Regions from separate parts of the Homo sapiens genome. Here region 2 is linked to region 1. Evidence: chromatin loops called from intact Hi-C (ENCODE). Cell type or tissue: GM12878. All regions are shown on one strand. Each heading gives the region's core, and the rest is flanking DNA. Links, peaks and the distances in the headings are about the cores only.

Evidence for each region. Hi-C counts contacts between places; a loop is a spot of excess contacts. Peaks named below come from ENCODE experiments on the same cell type or tissue, not always from the same donor. Only the 100,000 strongest peaks of a DNase experiment are listed, where the experiment ranks them.
Region 2: a loop joins it to region 1, with 7 times the contacts of the local background. A loop is called at or near these places in 5 of 110 quality-filtered maps.

What each region holds. Positions count from the first base shown.
Region 1 is chr5:150,621,050-150,632,273 of GRCh38, reverse strand. LOC124901107 (a long non-coding RNA gene) reads left to right here and starts at 5,329. Exons shown (of 3, transcript XR_007058995.1): 1 at 5,329-5,611; 2 at 9,160-9,239; 3 at 9,613-11,224. It also overlaps a transcript of SYNPO not described here. RefSeq lists silencers at 5,166-5,235, 7,435-7,594, 8,513-8,807 and enhancers at 4,694-5,407, 5,408-6,123, 5,885-6,224, 7,736-8,235, 8,575-8,774 and 1 more. In GM12878, for the core only: no CTCF peak of the experiment used is centred there; a DNase peak (open chromatin) is centred at 6,053; H3K4me3 peaks cover 2,500 bases; H3K27ac peaks cover 2,213 bases.
Region 2 is chr5:150,558,896-150,570,119 of GRCh38, reverse strand. No RefSeq gene overlaps it. Among named protein-coding and RNA genes, the nearest start is that of NDST1, 56 kb to the right of the region's middle. In GM12878, for the core only: a CTCF peak has its summit at 7,067 (motif pointing left); a DNase peak (open chromatin) is centred at 7,039.

The DNA.
Region 1 (11,224 bases), core at 4,749-7,248:
AGTCTGGGATGAGGAGGCCTGGGATTCTGCATTTCTAACAAGTTTCTGGGTGATGCTGATACTGCATCCATGGGCCATACACCGAGTGTAGAAAAATTAGAGTATTTATCTATAATAGAGATGGGGAAACTGATGCCCAGGGAGAAAAAGGGGTGTGCCCTAGAGCGTACAGCAGAGCTGGGCTCAGGATGCAAGCCTCCTGCCTGCCATCCCGGGGTTTTGGCTCCAGGGTTGGCTGGGGGTTGGTGCCTGGAATGGAACAGGGGACAGGCAGCCGTTACAGGCAGTGGAAGTAGGTCTGGGGCGGCCTTCATTCAGACACAAGCTGACCCTCCTTTGTCCACAGACTCCCACAGGGAATAAAAGGAAATAAGAACTCACCTGAACAGGGGCACTCAGCTTGAGTGACCGCAGCCTCCTGCCCAGGAACGCACTCTCACCAGCTTGCATCTGAGGCCTGCTGGGCCTCCATAACCCTCCTTGAAGAGATGGGGGAGAGAGGGCCCCAGACTCTGCATTTAGCCACCTCAAGAAGTGGCTGGGGGGGCATGAATGGGGTCTGTCGATAGCACTATCAGGGTGGACATCCAAGGGAAAGAGGAAAGGAAAGGAGCAAAGACCCACCTCCTAGATCAGCACCAGCATGCTCCTCTTTCCTATGATCCGCCTCAAGCCCCTTCGCAGGCTCCAGGCCCTGTACCACCAGCCCCACTGCCCTGACCCCTGCGCTGCAGCTCCCGTCGTGGTGCTTCACCTCCCAGCCTGCCAGGCTCCAGCCATGCTGACCCTCTTTCTAGTGCTCGGCCAGCCCAGCACTTTCTCCCCTCAGGGCCTCTGCACTGGCTGCTCCTTTTCCTAGAGCTCTTTCTTCCCTTGCCCCCTTGGCTGCACCTTTCTGACCACACTTCTCATCCTTCAGGTCTGTTCACAGGTCCCAAGGCCCTCAGAGGTCACATTCTCCTGCCACAACACTCTCTGCCTCTTCCCTAAACGCTCATCAGCTTTGTAATTCCATAAGGATTTGTTTTCACGTCAGTCTGCCTGTCCCCGCAGGGCAGGGACCTTGGCTATGTCCATGCCCCTGTGCCTCGGCCATAGCTGGGCCTGAATAAACATTTGTTGACTAAGTAAAAGAGCAAATGCATGAAACACTGCTCACATCATGACTGCAAAGCCTCCTGCCTTCATGCTCCCATGTGACCTCACTCACCCGGAGTTGTACAGGATTGGGATTTGCACAATTATCTGGGTACTGGCCTCTGCTCTGCTGCACCCTAGCTGAGTGGCCACTGCAGGTCACCTCTCTGAGTGGGGTCTCCTGCAGTGTCTGTCAGGTCTAAATGAGAGAAGAAATCTGGGAAAGAACTTTGATTGACAGCATTACTCTGTCAATGTTTGAGGCCCAGAGAGGGAAAGGGCTCATTCAAGGCCACACAGCCAGTGTGTGGGGATGCCAGACACCCCTGGCACAGCTTAAAGTCCACAGCTGAGCTTCAGGCCCACCCAAGCTCAGTAAGAGCACCATCTGCCTGGAGGCTGGGCAGGGATGGAGGAGGGAGAGGAGAGGGTGGATGGGAGCATTCAGCCTCAGGCCCAGAGCCAGGGTATGGTGGGCGGGGCCCCCAGCAGGAGACCTGAGTGGGGCCTGGCAGCCAGGCATGGGGGAGCCAACTGGCTCAGGTTGGGTGGTGGCATGCTTGTTCTCCGTGCGCGTGACAGTCTATTTTTTAATCAGTACTCTCCCCATCCCCCAACTCCATGTGCCCTCCCAAAGGGCCCCATATTGGGAATAATGTCCTGGCTGAGGAGGCCAGGGCCACCTTAGGGATCCATGGGAGGGTCCCCAACATCTCATCTTCCTATGGAGCCCACAAGAACTAAGCGGCCCAGAAGGCAGGACAGGAGGCTCAGGGATGAAGCGTGTCCTCTGCCTGTGTGACCCTGGGCTGCTCCCTAAACACTCTGACCTCAGTTTCCCCTAACTGTACAATGGTGGCGGTGTGCCAGACTGCGTGGGAGTTTATTACAACTCAAGCACTTAGGAGCCACTCAAGTTCCAAGGCACTAACAACGCCCACTCATCAGGCCATGGCAGAGCCTTCCATGCCCACAGTGACTGCAGGGCACCCTTGATCCTCTCTGACCTACTGCCAGGGGAATAGAAAGGTTGAGCTGGTTCAAGGGCCAATCTCAGAGCCCCGGACCCTAGACCCAGTGAGGCTCCTCCTTCCAGGACCTAAGCTTCAGGGATGATGAGGATCAAAGATGAATGCTGTCTGTTCTGGGATAGGTGGCTTGCTTTTTCTGAGCCCCTGGCACTCCATCTAGTGTGGGAGAGACCATGTTGCGAAGAAGTTAAGCACACAGTTTTTGGGGCCAGACTGCCTGTGTTTGAATCTAGCCACTTACCAGGTGTGCGACCTTGGAAGCTCACTTAACCAACTTCTCTGTGCCTCAGTTTCCCATCTGCAAAATGCTAATAACAGTACTCACCTCATGGAGTTGTTGATGCGTAAAGAACTTAAAGCACCCATGGTACATAGTAAATAACAGTAAACAATCATTTTTCAAGAACTGTGGCTTTTATCTTTCAAGCACTCTTAGACTCTAAGAGATTTTATTCTGGAGGATTACACGCAAGGGTCTCAGGTTAGCCCACTCTCCTGTCCCAGGGGCTCATCCAGCCTGCCCCTTCCTTGACCCTTGACACCATGGTGTCAGCCCCTCCTGCTAGCCCCATGTTCTTGGTGACAAGCCAGTAAGGAGCTTTGTCACACCCATGATCCCCTCAGATCCTTACTAGCCCATATCTCAGCAGTCAGAAGTGAAGCCTGAGGCCCAGAGGAAGCAAATGATTTGCCCAAGACCACCAGCCAGTCAGCTAAGAGCGGAGGTTCGAGCATCCGTTCCTGAAGCTCAGTCCAGGCATTTTCCGCTGTGCTTGTGCCTATTCTCCCACCATCAAAACCTGTTCCTAGGCCGGGCATGGTGACTCATGCCTGTAAGCCTGAGGCAGATGGATCACTTGAGCCCAGGAGTTCAAGACCAGTCTGGGCAACATAGCGAGACACTGTCTCTACTAAAAATACAAAAATTAGCCGGGCACGGTGGCACATCTCTGTAGTTCCAGCTACTTAGGAGGTGGGAGGATCACTTGAGCCCAGGAGGTCGAGGCGGCAGTGAGCCATAATCATGCCACTGCACCCCAGCCTGGGTGGCCGAGTCAGACTCTGTCTCAAACAAACAACCCAACCAAACAAACAAAAAAACCTGTTCCTGGCCAAACATCAAAAAGTAACTTATACTGAGATACAATTAGTCTTAAGCGAGAGCCCATCTCCTTAAGAACTTGCTATTTCTATTTTTTTGCTGGAGTCTCACTCCGTCTCCCAGGCTGGAGTGCAATGGCGCGATCTCGGCTCACTGCAACCTCTGCCTCCTGGGTTCAGGCGAGTCTCCTGCCTCAGCCTTCTGAGGAGCTGAGATTACAGGCATGCACCACCATTCCTGGTTAATTTTGTATTTTTAGTAGAGACGGGGTTTCACCATGTTGGCCAGGCTGGTCTCAAACCCCTGACCTCAGGTGATCCCCCTGCCTTGGCCTCCCAAAGTGCTGGGATTACAGGCGTGAGCCACCACACCTGACCGCTATTTTAACAGAGATCAAAACCTCACAATACCTAAATGGTAGCTCATTTTTTTTTAGCATTTATCATCATCTCATTTAATTTTCAGAACAACAGTATACAACAGGGTCTATTATTGTTTCTATTTTATAGATGAGGAAACAAAAACCCAGAGAGGTTACATAACATAGTTAAGATCTCCCAGCCAGCCAGGAAGGGAACCCAGAGGTCCAACCACAGAATCTGTGTATTAGCCACACATGAGGCATGCCTCCAAGAATTTAGGAGTAGACTGAATTTTGTTCCACCCGCAGCAACCCTGGGAGGCTGGACAGGGTAGGGTAGGGCAGGGTCTGCACAGTACTATACGACCCTGCCTCACCGAGTGGAAAAGCTGAAGCTAGGCTGGTGGAATTTCAGGCAGCAGCAGCCAGTTGGTAGATTTCATTCCAAACAGAGGGCTTGTGTAAGCCTTTGGAATTACAGGGCCTACAGGCTGCTTCCATGTTGACTCCTCCTCTGGCCACACTGGGTAGCAATTGAGCCCCAATATCCAGGGACAGTTCACAAAAGACTCTGACCACACACACACACACACACACACACACACAGAAACACACACACACAGAAACACACACACACACACACGACTAACTTAGCAGAGCCACTTTGCAGGCAGGCCCAGCCGCCCCTCTGACCAGATCTCAGGTGGAGCTCCTTTGGATCTGCAGTCTGAAGCCCCTGGGGATGCAACCAACACCCCCACCCTCCAGTCCCTGCCACTGGTCCCAGCCCCTAGCCCCAGAGCATGACCATCTTCTGGGAAACCTTTCCTCCCAACCAAATCCTCCCCCACCCCAGCTTCCCCATTCTTCCAGACTCCAGTTGCAGATACACCTTCCCCAGAAAGCCTTGAGCATTGCTTCAAATAAGATTCAGGTCTCTGTTCTGAAGTCACCTCTGAGAGAGGACTTTCCTAATCACCAACCCCCGGTAGCCCCCTAACTGCTCTCCATCTTAACAGCATGACTTATTTTTTTATGGCACTTTTACCTATCTGAAATTATCTTGATGATTTATTTGCTTCCTTTTTTCTTTTCTATCTCCCCAATTAAAATGCAAGTGCCTTGAGGGCAGGGGCCTGTCTGTCTTATTCACTACTGCAACCTCAGTGTCTAAGCACCCATCCCAACCCATTGCTAGCCAGGGACAGTGAGGCCCATAGAGAGAAAGGGATTTACCCAAGGTCACACAGTAAGTGAGTGGGCAGCAGAGGTTGGCCTAGCACTACAGCCCAGGGCACTTGGCCCATCTCCACCCTTCCCCAGTTGACCCTCAGCAGATCTATCCTGCTGCTGTCTCTTCACTACAATGGGGACCAGAGCCTGCAGGGCCTCACCAGTAGCACCCCCCTGTACTTCCCCGGGCCCACGGTGCCCTGATCTGGGCAGCCCTGCCTGCTTCCCCTCAGTCCCTCCCTTCCTGGCACCAGCAGCTCCGATGAGCTCATGTCTAGAAGCCTGGGAGCTGCCTTGAAGGAAAAGGTGCCTCCCAGGCCAGGCAGGGGCCCTGGAGGTGTGCTCAGCCTTGTGGGAGGGCAGCCCTGGCAGGTGGAAGGAGTGTGCTGACTCCTGCCCTGCCCACCTCCCAGAGCTGTGACGTGGGCTCAGGAAGACACATGTCAGCCCTGGAAATGGGCTGTGACTAGGGGTGGAGAGAAGATGGAAGAAGGTTCCTCCCATGCTTCTCCTCTCTCTCCAGGTGCTCCATGGACACTCATGTCGCCATTCACCTATTAAGGATGTGCTCTTTCCCAAGGAGAGGGAGCTCTGTTGCCTCCTTCCCACAGAATCACTCTGTGCAAACCTCTTCCCCTCCTTGGCCCCAGTCTCCCCAATTCTAAAATCGGATACTGGATAAAATGCCACGGAAGAACCTAGGGATGCACCAGGAACCACGCGCCTGAATGCCACAGGTTTGATTTGGTTGGTTTTTTTCCTACCTTAAGGGATGGGGAGTAGATAAGGGCAACAGCTGACTAGGGAGGGAAGGAGTTAAAGGCCTTATTTAGCCATGTAAATGCTGGTTCCAACCACAGCTTAATTTAGGTGTCAGTTGTGGGGTTGAGGGGAGCCGGCCCATGGCTTGCAAAGACGGGGCAGGCCTGGAAAGTGGGGGCTGCAAGCCAGAGTGGTAAACAACATTCCTGGGGGAAGTTTGAATATCAAGCTAGAGTGATCCTAGGCCATCCCCTTCGTACTGATGGAAAAACTGAGGACCAGAGAAGGGGAGGAACCAGACCAAGATCTCCTAAGGAGACAGAGGAAGGGGATGCCCCACCCAGCAAACAGGGTTTTTCAGCTCCCCGGGGGGTTTTCAACTCCCCTGAGGGATCTCATCTGCCTGCCTGAGACAATATGGCAAGTAGTGGGGGAGCACATCAGTTCCAGTTTGTGGCTGTGCCCCCCAACATGGAATGGGCCAGGCCTGGGCTTGGTGACAAGGCAGGCTGGCGCCAGTAAGGCTTCCAACCCCTTGCCCCAGTGTACCCTAGACCCCCATCAGCATCCAGTTTCACTTCCACTTTCTAATGGACAGGGGGTAGGGCACCCTCTGACTAGCCCTACAGCTACCACCAGCACTGCTGTCCACAGTGCAATTTCCCCCTCAGGGGCTACCCTGCCAAACCCTCTCACCGGAGGCCAAGAGAGCAAGGGTCTTGCTCCAAGATCACATAACAAGTTGGTTTATTCCAGTGCCACCTGCCATTCAGGACAGGGTGGGGGATGGGGGATGGGGCACATGCTGCTTCCCACTCAGCTCTTGTCCCTTCCAGACAACCTGGACCCCATGGACGGAGTTCCCTGGCACCTTCCGGAATACGCCCATAACTTGGGGTAATGGGGGGAGCAAAGGAGACCTTTTCCTGAGTCCTCAAAGAGGTCCTGCCAGGGCTCTGGACAGTGCCCCTGATTCCACAGCGCAGCGGTTAGAAAGGAGCCGAGCCCTCCACTAACTTCACCTCTGGGGCCTCTCTCTCACCTTGGCAAGGAGGGCAATTGCAAAGATGTTGTGAGGCGGGCAGCGCAGGACAGTTTCCCCTCTCCCTGTAGGCGCTGGGGAAAGGCCTGGATTTCTCCAGGTAGGGCTTGGGCTGGGTGGTCCCCAGGGTGTGACTGCTCTGGCATCCTGTGTGCCCCACCGGCACAGCCAGACCCCAGAGCCCGGTCGCCCCGCCCGCAGGGAGGAGTGAGGAGGCCCAGCACTGGCCGTTCCCGCTGCCCCCACGGCGCCCATGTTGGTCAATTCTGGGCAGAGCCCAACCCGCCTGGGTTATCCTGGGTCAAGTCGGTCCGACTTTTCCCAGAACGGGCTTGGGGAGACAGACTCTGGGCTGTTGCCCACCTGTAAGCCTGGGGCTGCCTCGCCCTGATCCGCTTGCGGGGAGGGGCGCAAGGGCTGGAGCCCCCACGCAGCCCAGGAGGGTAGCTTCCCGGCGTCAGGGCGTCCTCCCGCTCCTCAGCTGCTCGAAAGCCTCGATACCCCTCCAGCCCCCCACCTACAGATGGGGAAACTGAGGCCCAAAGTGTAGAAGCGACTTGGCCAAGGTCACCCCGCGTGCGAGGACTGGAGCCCAGATGTGCCACCTCCTCCTGGGCGGCGCCGGGAATAGCGCAGGTGGGAAGGGGCGAGGCTCGCGCGGTGCCCGCACCCCTGCCAGGCCAGCGCCCCTCACTCACCTCCAGCCGCTGCGCACGGTCCCCGAGCTCCCGGGCGCCGCCGCCTCGGCACACCTGGCCGCGTCCGTCAGCGCGCCCCGCCCCGAGGTCCCCGCCACCCCCGCCCCGCGCCAGGCCCAGGCTCCGCGCCCGACGCCCCCTCCTCGCCGCCGCCACCGCCACCGCCTAGCGGGCTGCTCCGGGACCCCGGGCTGGGAGCCGGGAGCGCTGGGCGGGCGGGCGGGCGGGTGAGCCGTGCTCCTGCTGCCTGCTCCCCGGGGCCCTAGCGCCGCCCCTCCCGCCCCGCCCCGCCCAGCCCTGGGGGTGCGACTCCCTCCTCCACCCGCTCAGCCTCCCATCTCCAGGCGGGGGCACCTCTCTTTCCTCTCGCTGTGCCTCACTCTCTGCTGCCTGGTTGTCTGTCTCTCCGTTTCCTTATCATTTTCTGTATCGCTAGGTCGGTCGGTCTGTCCTAAAATCCTCCTATCTCCTTCGGCTAGGAGGGAGACAGTTTCTTTGTGTCCCCTTTTCTTTTCTCTAACCCACCCACTACCCACTTTGAAATCTGCCTTTGTGATTCTGTCCCCATAACTGGTACCACCTCCCACCCTACCTCTTCCTGGCTCTCCTTTCAGACCTGGGTGCTCAGGCCCATCTTCCCCGCTATGTCTCAGCCCCAGTAACTAGAATAACTGTCTCTCTTGGTAGAACTTAGGCAAATGGGCACTGAGAAGGGTGACCATGTCCCCACCCACCTGCTGCCATCCCCTGACTTCACCAGTGGGTCAGCAACAAGGCAGGGTGCTGTATGGCAGCTCTGGGGCTCAGCTCCCCACCTTTCACTGAGCAAAATGCCATTCAGATTGAGCGTGCGAAGCCCCATGGCAGTGGCCATGTACATCAGAGTCACGTGGGATGCTGTTAAAAGTCCAGATACCCACATTCCAGCACCACTCCCATTGAGGGCACGAGCTGGTGGGCTTGGCACAGGACTGATGGCAAGTACCCTCCACAGCCCCAGCAATTTTGAAACAGAACCACGGTTGGAGAAATGCTGGTCTAGGTTTTCACCGAAGTTTCCCCGGGTTCCCCACCCCCTTGACCAGGGTGGTTCCACTTTCATCTGTCTTTTGCATCAAGAGTTGTGTGTTTAGATTTCTGCTAAAGGAAGTTAGGAATGTGCTAGCGTAAGCCCACCCCACACAAGGGCCTGTGAAACACAGACCTGCAGGTGGCCTGGGTTTGGGATGTCCCCTGTTCACACTGGGGAGACTCAGAATGCAGGAACCCTCCCTGGCAGTTCCCATTTCTCCTCCTGGCCTCATGGGCTTCAGAGAATTCCTCTGATCGTGTGGCTGCTCTGCTCTCATCATCTTGTACCCAGGGTAGAGGGCAGGTTGGGAGAGTGAGGGGTGGGGGTGGGATCCTGGGACCCCCACCAGGTTGGGGTATCGCTAACCCTGAGAGTGCCTGCTCTAGGGAAGTGGCTGCAGCCCAGCCTGTGGGAAACCAGGAAGCTGTGTGTGGGTGAGAGGAAAAGAGAGAGAGAGGCTAGGATTGCTGTGTGGGTGGTATGAAAGAGAAAGAGATGTGGAAAAGAAAGGAGAGAAAGTGATTCGGTCTGTACGTAGGTGTGTGACAGTGGGTGTGCAAGAGTGGCTAGGTCTGTAGGAGAGAATGTGTGAAAGATTTCAAAGTGTAGGTGTGTAGCAAAAGGAAATGGAGAAAAGAACATGCTTTTCACCTGTATCTATGAGAGGGAATATGTGTGTTTGTGTGAGAAAGTGTGCCTATGTCTGCTTATATGTTTTCAGATGCAACTGCAGCTCTGTAAGCAAATCTGAGACGTGTTCACATGTGGCAGCTGTGCATGGGTGAGGGGGCCTTCAGGAAGGTATGTGCCAGTGTGTACCCCATGCATGGATGTGTGTCTGAGGGCCTCCATGTGTGTGCAGTTGTGTGAGTGCATATGTGTGATGGTTTGCATGAGAACATGGCATCTATACATCATGTGTAGATACATGTGTGTTTACGGATGGATGTGAAAGCATGTATGTGTGAGTGCATGGTGAGGTGTATGTGAACCTGTGAGCAGTGCTCCTCACCATCACCCTCCTGTTACAATCACTGTGGAGCAGGGGAGTGGAGGGGGAGTAGGCAGCTTCCTGCCCAGGCTCCTGCTCCATCTGCCCTCTCTGTCACAGCCTGAGGAGCAGGAGCCTTGTTCTGGGCCCAGTGACCACTGTCAGCTGTTAACACGCACACAGGTCCCTCTGCCTGAACAAAACAGACATGTCCAGTGGCAGGACTCATCTGACAACACAGACCCACACCCCTCCCCACCCCAGAGGCTCAGAACAGTGTCCACTAGAGTTGGAAGTGGCTCTAAATCTGCTACACACCTCCAGCCTCCAATAACAAGTGGCCACCAGCAAAGGCAGGGAGGCATCAGCGGTGAGTACCCAGGTTTCCCCCAGAGCATCCGAGTGGGAGGGAATTTGGCTTGGCAAAATCTTCCAACAACTCCCAGAGCCTGAACAACCTTTTCCCAGCCCCAGGTGGGTGGAAGAACACAGCCTGCTGCCTCATCACCATGGAGACAGGCAGTAGAGAGGGTGGTTAAAAGCATGGGCCCAGACCTCCTGGGGTTCAAATCTCAGCTCCTCCACCCACAGGCTGTGAGACTTTGACAATTCACTTAAATTCCTTATGCCTTAGTTTCCTCATCTGTAAAACAGAGATAAGAAAAGTATGAACTTCACAGGATTGTTTATAGGATTAAATACTCCATATGGCGCATTTAGCACAGTGCTGGGCAGCTGAACTGGGAGGCATAAGCCCTGGGTTCCAGCCCTAGCTTTGCCACCAACTTACTGTGTGAGTTTGGACAAGTCACTTGCCATCTCTGGCACTCAGAGTCTCCATCTGCACAACAATCTCAAGAAACGCTACCAGTTATGACCAGCTGAGACTTTGGGGAGGGCAGCTTAGCATGGGGCTGTCTTGGTGAGCTGGGGGCCCTAGTGTTGGCTGAGGCCTGATCATGAGCTCTACACTACCCTTTCCTCCCCAGATCTATTTTCCCAAATTGGCAGCAGCTGATGGCATCTCTCTGTACCCTCTATCCCTCTAGCCTGCCCACAGGGCCCTGTGTTGCCCTGCTCAGCTGGTACTCAGGCCTTGGAGAAATGGCACTGGTACCCACTGACCCCAAACAAAGGTATCTGCAGTGCCCAAAGCAGAAGATATAGTGGCTCATACTTAAACCTGCCTGTGAGCCCTCTAGAGAGGCAGGTACAATTGCGGAAGGATGGATGTAATTGTTTGAAGATGCTCATAATCCTTCGGCGGTAATGGCAGGAAGCTTTAAAATGAAGCCCTAATCCGCTAATAACCTGGCAGCCCCACAGCCTTCTTCCCTCCTGATCTCCAGGAAGGGAGAAGGAACTCTAGCCACTCCCTTTCCCAAGGGAGCAGAAAGGCAAGTGTGGGCTCTGACCCAAGACCACCGGATTTTGACTCTCCTGCAAGACCCAGCTTCCTTCCTGCCTCCATCTCCAAGAAGTCTTCCCTGCCCATTTCATCCTTCTGAAGTCTTTTCTGCCCCCTCTGTCCCTAGAAATATTCTAGGACAGAACTGGATGACAGACTGGCTGGACAGTAAAGAAAGGAATGAGGCCTGGTGCGGTGGCTCACGCCTATAATCCCAGCACTTTGGGAGGCCGAGGCAGGCAGACCGCCTGAGGTTAGGAGTTCGAGGCCAGCCTGGCCAACATGGTGAAATCCCATCTCTACTAAAAATACAAAAATTAGCTGGGCATGGTGGCGGGCACCTGTAATCCCAGCTACTTGGGAGGCTGAGGCAGGAGAATTGCTTGA
Region 2 (11,224 bases), core at 5,806-8,305, 63 kb after region 1:
TACTATGCGATAACATAAACAAATGTTGTAACTAAATTATCTGTACCATAACCCATACATATTATATGTTTTATATCAGCCTCTTTAATGTTATGTTTCTAAATGTTTAATGACCATCTCTGGATATCTGTGATCAGAGAGTATGTGGAGGCAAGCCAGGAAGACCTCCTGGGAGAAGGGAGACTTAAAGCCTATGAATTCGACAGGCAAAAGGAATGAGCCTCCAAAAAGGTTCTAATGGAGGAGAAGGGAGGGAAATGAGTGTGAGGGGATTTATAGGGCTGTTGAGGGTCATCCAGGGAAGGGATCCATGTCCATCTTCCACCCTAGAAACAAATATTCTGGCACAGGAGAGGGCAGGGAGAAAGCACACTGGACTGAAGTGACTAAGATTTGCCAGCCCCAGAAGCTCCCAAACCTGGTTACATAACAGGACTACTGGGGAACTTGGTAAAATACAGACTCTTGGGCCCTTCCCAGGGCTCCTGAATCAGAATCTAGGACAGTAGTGTCTGAATATTTCAATTTTTACTAATTGCCTGGTGGAGTCTGAGGCTAGAAGTCTGTTACAGGTGGGTGTTTGGGAACCTCTGGCCCAGAGCTCCCAGTGTCTGTGGATTGGATGTAGGGCAGAAGGAACACCCATGATTTTCACATCCTGTCCTGTGTCTGATCAACCAACACAGGGTATAGTCATTGCCAGGCAGCTGGTGCCACCCTATGCTTGGGGCCTGATGGGACTGGGAACCCTTGAGAAGCTCATCACCTACTGAGGGGTCCAGACCCCCATATCAGTCATCTGAGCTCAGTGCTGGATGTTGGAATCTTCTCAGGTGGCACAGCCCAAAGGGTGGATGCTGGAGGAGCCCAGAGGAGCAAAAGCAAACCTCTGAAAGCAGGACTAGGAAGGGGAGCACAGAAGGCTCTAGAGAAGATACTCTGAAGGATGGGGAGGATTCAGGTGATGGAACAGGAAAGGAACAAACAGACAAGGTGGAGGGAATGATGGGATCAAAAGCGAGAAGTGCAGAGGCAGTAGAGGTAAAAATCATATGGGAACCATTTTCTGGCCATATGGTTTGTCAGGGGCCCTTTCTGTTGGGCACTGTGAAAAGGCAGTGTGCTGAACAGCCTGGGCCAGGGGACCAGAGAGCACATCTCCCATGTCATAGGCAGCTGGCCCAATGTCCCAGAGGAAAAGCCCAAGCCTGGGACTCCCCCCACCTACCTGGGGGAGACTCTCCCTGTCCACCAGGCCCAGCCATGTGACTTTCCCAGTTCCCCCAGCTGGGATCACATGAGGCAGGCATGGGCAGGGGAGAGTGGAAAGTTCCAACTCTGACCCCAAGATCAGAATCTCCTTTTCCAGAGGGGCCCCTGAGGCCAAGTCAACCCTGATCCAGGTCACATCTCCCCAAGCCAATTCAAAAATGGGCAAAAGACTTGAACAAACATTTCTCCAAAGAGACATACAAATGTCCACCAAATACATAAAAAGATAATCAACATCATTAGTCATTAGGGAAATGCAAATAATAACCACAATGTGGTACCACTTCATATCCATTAGGATGGCTATAATTTAAAAAAAAAAAAAAAAGGAAAATGAGGCCAGGCTCACACCTGTAATCTCAGCACTTTGAGAGCCCGAGAGGGGAGGATCACTTGAGCCCAGGAGTTAGAGGCTGCAGTGAGCAATGATCACACCACTGCACTCCAGCCTGCGCAACAGAGTAAAATGCTATCTCTTAAATAATAATAACAATAATAATAATAATAATGCCAGGCACATTGGCTCACACCTGTAATCCCAGCACTTTGGGAGGCTGAGGTGGGCAGATCTCTTGAGCCCAGGAGTTTGAGACCAGCCTGGGCAACATGGCAAAACTCTGTCTCTATAAAAAATACAAAAATTTTCCAGGTGTGGTGGTGCACAACTGTAGTCCCAGCTACTCAGGAGGCCAAGGTGGGAGGATCCCTTCAGCCCGGGGGGAGGAGGTTGCAGTGAGCCATAATCCCATCACTGCACTCTCGCCTGGGCAACAGAACGAGACTCTGTCTCAAAAATAAATAAAATAAAGTGGAAAAAACAAGTTTTGGTGAGGATGTGGAGAAATTGGAACCCTTGTATATTGCTGGTGGAAATGCAAAATGATTCAACTGCTCTGGCAAAAAGTTTGCTGGTGCCTGAAAAAGTTAAACATAGAATTACCTTATGACCCAGCATTTCCCTCCTACGTCTATACCTAAAGGAATTTCAAATAGATAATTGTACATGAGTATTCATTGCAGCACTATTCACAATAGCCAAAAAGTGGAAACAACCTAAATGTACATCAACTAATGAATGGATAAACAAACATACCAATAATGGAATCGTAGTCAGCCATTAAAAATGAAGTATTAACACAAGCTACAACATGGATGAACCTTGAAAGCACATTGAGTGAAAGAAACCAGGCACAAAAGGCCACATATGGAAGAAGGATTCCATTTATGGGAAATGTTCCGAATATGCAATTCATTGAAACAGAAAGTGGTTCAGTGTCTGCCAGGGCCTGAGAGAAGGGAAGAATGAGGAATGACCACTTACTGCTATGAGGTTTCTTCTTGAGGTGATGAAATGTTCTGGAATTAGATAGTGGTGATGGTTGCACAATTTGCTAAAAACCACTGAATTATACACTTTATTATTTTGTGTATGTAAATTATATTTCAATTTACATAAACAGAGCTGCCTTGAATGCCATGTATGTATTTTTATTGTGGTGAAATACATATAACATAAAATTTGCCATTTTAACCATTTTAAAGTGCACAATTCAGTGGCATTAGTACATTCACAATGTTACACAACCATTGCTACTATCTATTGTCAACACTCTCCATCACCCAAGGAGAAACTTTGTGCTCCTTAAGCAATAACTCCCATCCTCCCTCTCCCCTCAGCCATGGTAACCTCTAGCCTACTTCTTATCTCTGTGAATTTGCCTATTCTAGATATTTAGTATAAAGGAAATCGGACAATATTCGTCTTTTTGTGTGTCTGGCTTATTTTATTTCACATAATGTTTTCAAGGCTAATTTATGTTGTACCATGTATCAGAATTTCTTCCTTCCTTTTTTGTGGTGGAATAATATTCCATTGTATTATATACCACATTTTATTTTCTCATTCATCTATTGATGGACACCTGTGCTCTTTCCAGCTTTTGGTTATTGTGAATACTGTTTAACCTTTTGATGAAACACTAAACTGTTTTCCACAGTAGCTGTACCATTTCACATTCCCACTAGCAATGTATAAGGGTTCCAATTTCTCCACATCCTCATCAAAACTTATTTTCCTTAAAAAAAAAAAAAAAATATATATATATATATATATATATATATATATATATATATATATATATAGCCGGCCACATGTGGTGGCTTATGCCTGTAATCCTAGAATTTTGGGAAGACCAGGTGGGCAGATCAGCTGAGGTCATGGGTTCCAGATCAGCCTGGCCAACATGGTGAAACCCCATCTCTACTACAAATACAAAAATTAGCCGGGTCTGGTGGTGGATGCCTGGAGACTGAGGCAGGAGAATTGCTTGAACTCGGGAGGTGGAGGTTGCAGTGAGCCGAGATCACACCACTGCACTCCAGCCTGGGTGACAGAGCAAGACTCCGTCTCAAAAAAAAAACAAAAAACAAAAAACAAACAAACAAAAAAATTATAGCCATCCTAGTAGGTGAGAAGTGGTTTTGATTTGCATTTCACTAATGACTAATGTGTTGAGCACCTTTTCATGAGTGTGTTGGCCATTGTACGTCTTCTTTGGAGAAACATCCATTCAAGTCATTTTCCCATTTTTTAATTGGATTGTTTGTCTTTTTGTTGTTGAGTTGTTCTTTATATTTTTTGGATATTAGGCCCTTATGAGACATATGATTTGCAAATATTTTCTCCCGTTATGTGGATTGTCTCTTAACTCTCTTCATAGTGTCCTTTTTTCTTTCTTTCTTTTTTGAGACAGGGTCTTGCTCTGTCACCCAGGCTGAAGTGCAATGATGCAATCTTGGTTCACTGCAACCTCCACTTCCCAGGCTGAAGGGGTCATCCCACCTCAGCCTCCCAAGTAGCTGGGACCACAGGCACACCACCATGCCCAGCTAATTGTTGTATTTTTTGCAGAGATGGGGTTTCACCATGATGCCCAGGCTGGTCTTGAGCTTCTGGTCTTAAGTGATCCACCCACCTAGGTCTCCCAAAGTGCCAGGATTACAGGTGTGAACCATGGCGCCTGGCCTTAATGGTGTCCTTTGACACACAAAAGTCTTTTAAATTTTAATGAAGACAAATTTATTTTTTTTCTTTGTTGCCTGTGCTTTTCGTGTCATATTTAAGAAACCATTACCAAATTCAAGGTCATAGATATTTGCACTGATGTTTCTAATAGTTCTAAGTTTAGCTCTTAAATTTAAGTCTTTGATCAATTCTCACTTAGTCTTGGCATATGGTATGTGGTAAGGGTTCAACTTCATTCTTTTGCATGTGATATCCAGGTTTTGGAGCACTATTCTTTCTCCAGTGAAAGGTCTTAGCACCCTTGTCAAAAATCAATTGGCAATAGATGTGAGGGCTTGTTTCTGGGCTCTCAATTCTACCCCAGGGTCTATATGTCTATCCTATGCCAGTAGCACACTGTTATAATTACTGTAGATTTGCAGAAGTTTTGTTTTTTTGTTTTGTTGTGTTTTGTTTTTGAGACAGAGTCTCACTCTGTTGCCCAGGCTGGAGTGCAGTGGTGCGACCTCGGCTCACTGTAACCTCTGCCTCCCGAGTTCAAGTGATTCTCCAGCCTCAGCCTCCCAAGTAGCTGGGACTACAGGCACGCGCCATCGCGTCCAGCTGATTTTTGTATTTTTAGTAGAGACGGGGTTTTGCCATGTTGGCCAGGCTGGTCTCGAACTCCCAATCTCAGATGGTCCACCCACCTCGGCCTCCCAAAGTCCTGGGATTACAGGTGTAAGCCACCGTGCCTGGCCTGCAGTAAGTTCTGAAATCAGAAAGCATGAATCCTACAACTGCGTCATTTTTTTTCAAGATTGTTTTGGCTATTCTGAGTTTCTTGAAATTCCATATGAATATTAGGAATTTTCATATTAGGAATTTTTTTTTTCATTTCTGGAAAAAAACCTATTGGATTTTGATAGGAATTGCAAAAAATCTGTATATTCCTTAACAATATTAAGTCTTCTAATCAAACATGGGATGTCTTTCCATTCATTTAGATCTTTAATTTCTTCAAGAAATGTTTTATAGTTTTCTGTATTCAAGTTTCTCACCACCTTGATTAAATTATTCCTATATATTTATTATTATTATTATTATTATTATTATTATTATTATTATTATTATTTTGAGAGAGAGTTTACCTCTTGTTGCCTAGGCTGGAGTGCAGCAGCATGATCTCAGCTCACCACAACCTCCACCTACAGGGTTCAGATGATTCTCCTGCCTCAGCCCCCCAAGTAGCTGGGATTACAGGCATGTGCCACCACACCCGGCTCATTTTGTACTGTTAGTAGGGATGGGGTTTCACCATGTTGGCCAGGCTGATCTCAAACTCCTGACCTTGGGTGATCCACCCGCCTCGGCCTCCCAAAGTTCCGGGATTACAGGTGTCAGCCACCACGCCCAGCCTATATTTTATTCTTTTTGATGCTATCATAAGTAGAATTGTTTTCTTAACTTCCTTTTTGGATTGTTCATTATAGTGTATAGAAATTCAATGGATTTTGTGTATTGATTTTGTATCCTGAAATTTTGCAAAATTCACTTATTAACTCTAATAGTTTGTGTATGTGTATGAATTCTTTTGGGTTTTCTAGGCATTAAGATCATGTCATCTATAAATAGAGATAGTATTACTTCTTTCTTTCCAATTTGGATGCCTTTTGTTTTTTTCTTGCCTAATTGCTCTGGCTAGAACTTCCAGTATTGTGTTGAGTATAAGTTTCTAATCTTAACTAGAAGTTATGAAAACAGACATCCTTGTCTTGTTCCTCATCCTAGGGGAAATGCTTTCAGTTTTTCACCATTAAGAATTATGTCACTTGAGCCCAGGAGTTCTAGACCAGCCTGGGCAACATGGCGAGACCCTGTCTCTACAACAAAAATAAAAAATTAGCCAGGCGTGGCACGTGCCTGTAGTCCCAGCAATTTGGGAGGCTGAGGTGGGAGGATCGCTTGAGCCTGGGAGGTCGAGGTTGCAGTAAGCCACGACTGTGCCACTGCACTCCAGCCTGGGCAACAGAGTGAGATCCTGTCTCAAAAAAAAAGTTATGTTAGCTGTGAGTTTTTCACATATGGCATTTATCATGTTGAAAGAGTTCTTTTCTAGTACTAGTTTGATAAGCGTTTATATCATGAAAGGGTGTTGGATTTTGTCAGATGCTTTTTCTGCATCAATTGAGATGATCATGTGGTTTTTTCCCCCTTCATTCTAATAATGTGGTACATTACTTTGATTTTCATATGTTGAACCACCCTTGCATTCCTAGGATAAAACCCACTTGATCATGGCATATAATTTTTTTGTTTTGTTTTGTTTTTTGAGATGGAGTCTCGCCTTATCACCCAGGCTGGACTGCACTGTCGCAATCTTGGCTCACTGCAACCTCCGCCTCCTGGGTTCAAGCGATTCTCCTGGCTCAGCCTCCCGAGTAGCTGGGATTACAGGTGCATGCTGCCATGCCTGGCTAATTTTTGTATTTTTAGTAGAGATGGGGTTTTGCCATGTTGGCCAGGCTGGTCTTGAACTCCTGACCTCAGGTGATCCACCTGCCTCAGCCTCCCAAAGTGCTGGGATTACAGGTGTGAGCCACCACGCCTGGCCTGCAATTTTCTTTTCTTGTAGAGTCTTAGTTTCAGTATCAAGGTAATGCTTGGCCTCATAGAATGAGTTGGGAATGTTCTCTCCTCTTTAGATTTTTGGTAAGAATTTAAGAGAAGGATTGATGTTAATTCTCCTTTAAATGTTTTGTAGGATTCACCAATGATGCCACCTGGTGGTAGGCATTTCTTTGCTGGGAGTTTTTTGATTACCGATTCAATCTCCTGACTTGTTACAGGCCTATTCAGATTTTCTATTTCCTCTTGAGTCAGTTTTGGTAGTTTGTGTGTCTCTAGGAATTTGTCCATTGCATCTAGAGCATCTGATTTTTTAACGTGCAGCTGCTTATAGCAGTCTCTCATGTTCCTTGTTTTCCTGTGAAGTTGGTGTTATGTGTGTGTGTTTTGAAGGGTCATTCTCAGCGCCTCAGATCACCCACCACTTCCATTTCAAGGTCCCAGGAAGAACAATCAAATGTAATGAGTTTCCACATTGAGTGGGCCACTTGACTCCTCAGCCCATCCTCATCTGCCTCAGGACAAAGGTGGCAGTGCCACCCCCAGGCTCAGGCTCAGAAATGGGGTCTGTATGTGTGTGAAACCAGGAACTGGCAGAGACTTTACTGAGCACTCACTGTGTAGCAGGCTCCTGCTGAGGGCTTTCCAGACACTGTCTCTTCACTCCTCACAACATCTCTGTCACCTCAGTCCTGTGACTATCCCCACTTCACAAAAGCAAAGACTGAGGCTCAGAGACATGAATTACTTGACCAAGGTCACACAGCCAACACTGAGCCTGTATTTGAAACCAGATCTACCCGGCTGTGCATATTTTGACTACTGTGCTGCACAGCCTATTCCTTCCCAAGGGAGAACACCCCAGAATGGGGCAAAGGCCAAGGAATTCAAGCTCCAGTTTTTACCCCCACTCCCTGAAAGGTGTAATAGAGCAGAGCTTCTCCAAGTACCCATGCAGAGGAGCCCTCCATCTGCTGCCATGCAGAGCAACAGACACCCTCCACCAATTACCCATGCAGAGGAGCCCTCTGCTGCCATGCAGAGCAGTAAATACCCTCCACCCACTGACCAGAGGCCCCCATGGAAAAGCACAGTGCAGAATAGCCTGAGGGTACACACCAGCAGGGTGTGCATGCTCACGCAACTGTTTGTATATGTAAAACAATTTCTGGAAAGATCCACAGAAACTGCTAATGGTGGTTTCCTCTGAAGAAGTGAGTTGGAGGACAAAGGTCAGGGAGTGGAAGGAGACATACATCTCACACCATTCCCTGTTTGTACTTCTGTTTTAGATTTGTAGGTACACATACTGTTAGGCACCTTTAACAGCTTCCCAGGATCACCCAGTCCCCAGCCCTGAAAAGGGCAGAGCCAGGCTCGGGGAATTGTCCCCACTCTGCCTCATGGTCATGGCATTTCCCTGTGCCAGGACACATTCCCAGCCTCAGGCCCAGGGGGCAGGACAGCCTAGTGGACTCCAGGCTGTGGAGTCTCATGGATCAATGACTACCAGCTCTGTGATCCTGACAGAGTTACTTAACCTCTCTGAACTCAAATTCCTCAAATATACAATGGGAATGATAATACCTACCTCAGAGGATTGTTATGAAGATTAAAAGAGGCCGGGCAAGGTGGCCGATGCCTGTAATCCCTGCACTTTGGGAGGCTGAGGCAGGAGGATCATTTGAGGCCAGGAGTTCAAGACCAGCCTGGGCCACATGGCAAAACCCCATCTTCACAAAAAATACAAAATAATTAGCCTGGCGTGGTGGTGCATGCCTGTAATCCCAGCTACTCAGAAGGCTGAGGTGGGAGAATGGCTTGAGCCCAGGAGCTTGAGGCTGCAGTGAGCCGAGATCACTGCATTCCAACCTGGGTGACACAGTGAGACACTGTCACAAAAAGAAAAAATTTTAAAGATAGCACTTGATAAGCAGAGGGTCTGCCTGACAGGATAAGAAATACTTTTTATTTATATTATTTAATTTATTGATGTTAATATTGATAATATTATTGCCCCACCACCATTAACCACCAGCCCAGTCTTCCCGGGAGGCATTCGCGCTGACTACACTGTGAGAGGCTAGGATAATAGTGCCCCCTGGTGGACATCTTTTGGACTGCATCTGATGAGTACCTACCATCTAGTACCACTAGAGAAAGAACAGGAGTCAAAATTCAGTTCCATTTCTTCCTTTTTACCCCTAAATATTAGGTTGGTGCAAAAGTAATTTCAAAAAACTAATATCTCACATGTACTTCATTAGATACTCTTACATAACAGTAAAATAATCAAAACCAGAAAATTGAACATCGGTTGAATAGTATTATCTAATCCACACGGTCCATCCTGACATTCTGCTAGGTGTCCCTATGGTATCCTTTATAGCTAATTGTTTCATGGTCCAGGACCCCTCCAGGGTCACACATGGCATTTGATTACCACATCTCTTTAGTATCCTTTAATCCTGAACCATTTCTCAGCTTTTCTGTATCTTTCATCACCTTGACATTGTTGGAGTTCAAGCCAGTTATTTTGCAAAATGTCCCTCAATACGGATGTGTCTGTCTGTTCCCCTTGGCTGGATTCATGTCCCGTGTTTTCGTTAGGAATTTCCCAGGTGTTGCACTGGGTCCTTCCCATTGCATCATATCGGGAGACATGGTGTCAATTTGTTCCAGCAATGGTGATGTTAACCCTAGCTCCCCCGTCTGTCAGCTTGGGGAAGCTAAGCTCCCAGGGCCAGAGAGGAGCTGAGACTGGCCTACAGTCACAGGAAAGTCAGGATCCTCAGCTCAGGGTCTTCACGAATGCTTAGGATAAATGCAGCCAGGCAAGAAATTGATCACCGGCACCTAGGCCTCCTCCAGATCCTAACTCCATAGGAGCTTAAGGGCTGGGTAAAGCAGTGTTGGCCTTCATCGCATCGTCATGTAAGTCTAGCTGCTTGGAGTCCCCCTTTCTGCTTTGTCCATTTCTATTTTTCATTAAGACTTTTTCATTCCACAAATGATATGCAAATGCATTATCCTTGTCTTATATATATTTCAGCCAAGGCTGAAGTCTCCTTTGAAAGTTCCCCTTCTCAGTCTTTCCTCCCCTAGTATCAGTTTGATATGAGACGTCTATCTACAACCCCAGGAAAAATACAAACTGTAGTGTTCTCTTTCCATGATGGTCACATTGTATAAGTCTGTCATAGAAATTTCCCTGGCAGGGCTTGGAGACTGAGCTCATTACTTTCAACTGAATCATCATTACAGTGAATGGATACACTGGAGGTTACCTAGCTGAGACCCTGTGGATGGACATCTAGGTTGTTCCCAGCGTTTTCCTATTGTGAAACACACTGCCCTACACGCATGATCCAGGCTTCTCCAAGGTAACTCCCCACCTCTAGAAGCCCAAACCACTCCTGGGGCACCAGATTTACTGGGTGGACATCCCCGTGGGGGGTGAGGAGGGGCTGATGGGCTGCTACTCATTCAGCCTATTAGAACTGCAGGACTTTTAGGACCTCTGGAAGCAACTGGGCTGGGTTTTCACAATGTGTTTTGAGAAATCTTAGGGTTCCAAGATAGCCTGAGAGACAGGGAGGAGGTGAGCTGGGAAGAGTCCAGAGCTTCACTCCCACTCCAACCACAGAGCACCCCCACCTTTACCTGGTTTTCAATTAAGTGATTCTTTCAAAACAGAATCTCAGCTGTATGTAAATTCAAAAATCCCTGTTGCAGGCTGACCCCTCAGTTGGCACAGTCACCTTTCTGCACCATGCCTCTGGATCTGCTCTTGTCCATGCAGCCTCCAGCTGTGTTCTTGCTGGTGAGGGCCACCTGACCCAAACCAAGCTCCCAGCTGACGAACTGCAAAGAGGGCTCTGCAGGTGCTGCCCTTGTGCCATCAGAGGTGGCACTGTGGTATTTCACTTTGAACATACTGGGTCCTGGGAAGCAGGACTGCCCAGCTGTGTCCCCAGCATGCCCCTCCTCTGTCCCTCAGAAGCTGTGCACATTTCTGGGTACCGTCTCTGACAAACATGGTGGCCTGATTCAGTGTTCCCAAACTTCCCTGAACACCAAGGAGTCTGTTAAAGTACACAGTGCTGGGTCCCACCCCAGAGGTTCTGAGTGAGCAGATTTTGGGGGAGCCCAGGAATGTATATTGTTTAAAGCTTCCCAAGGGGATTCTGAAGGAGCATGTCTGATCACCTGCATTGCAGACACTGGCCTGGGCCCCTACCTGTGAACTCTCCTTCTCCAGGCAAATCTCGAGTCTGGCCCTCAATTAGGCTGTGAGGGCTTCAGTCATTTGTTTTACCC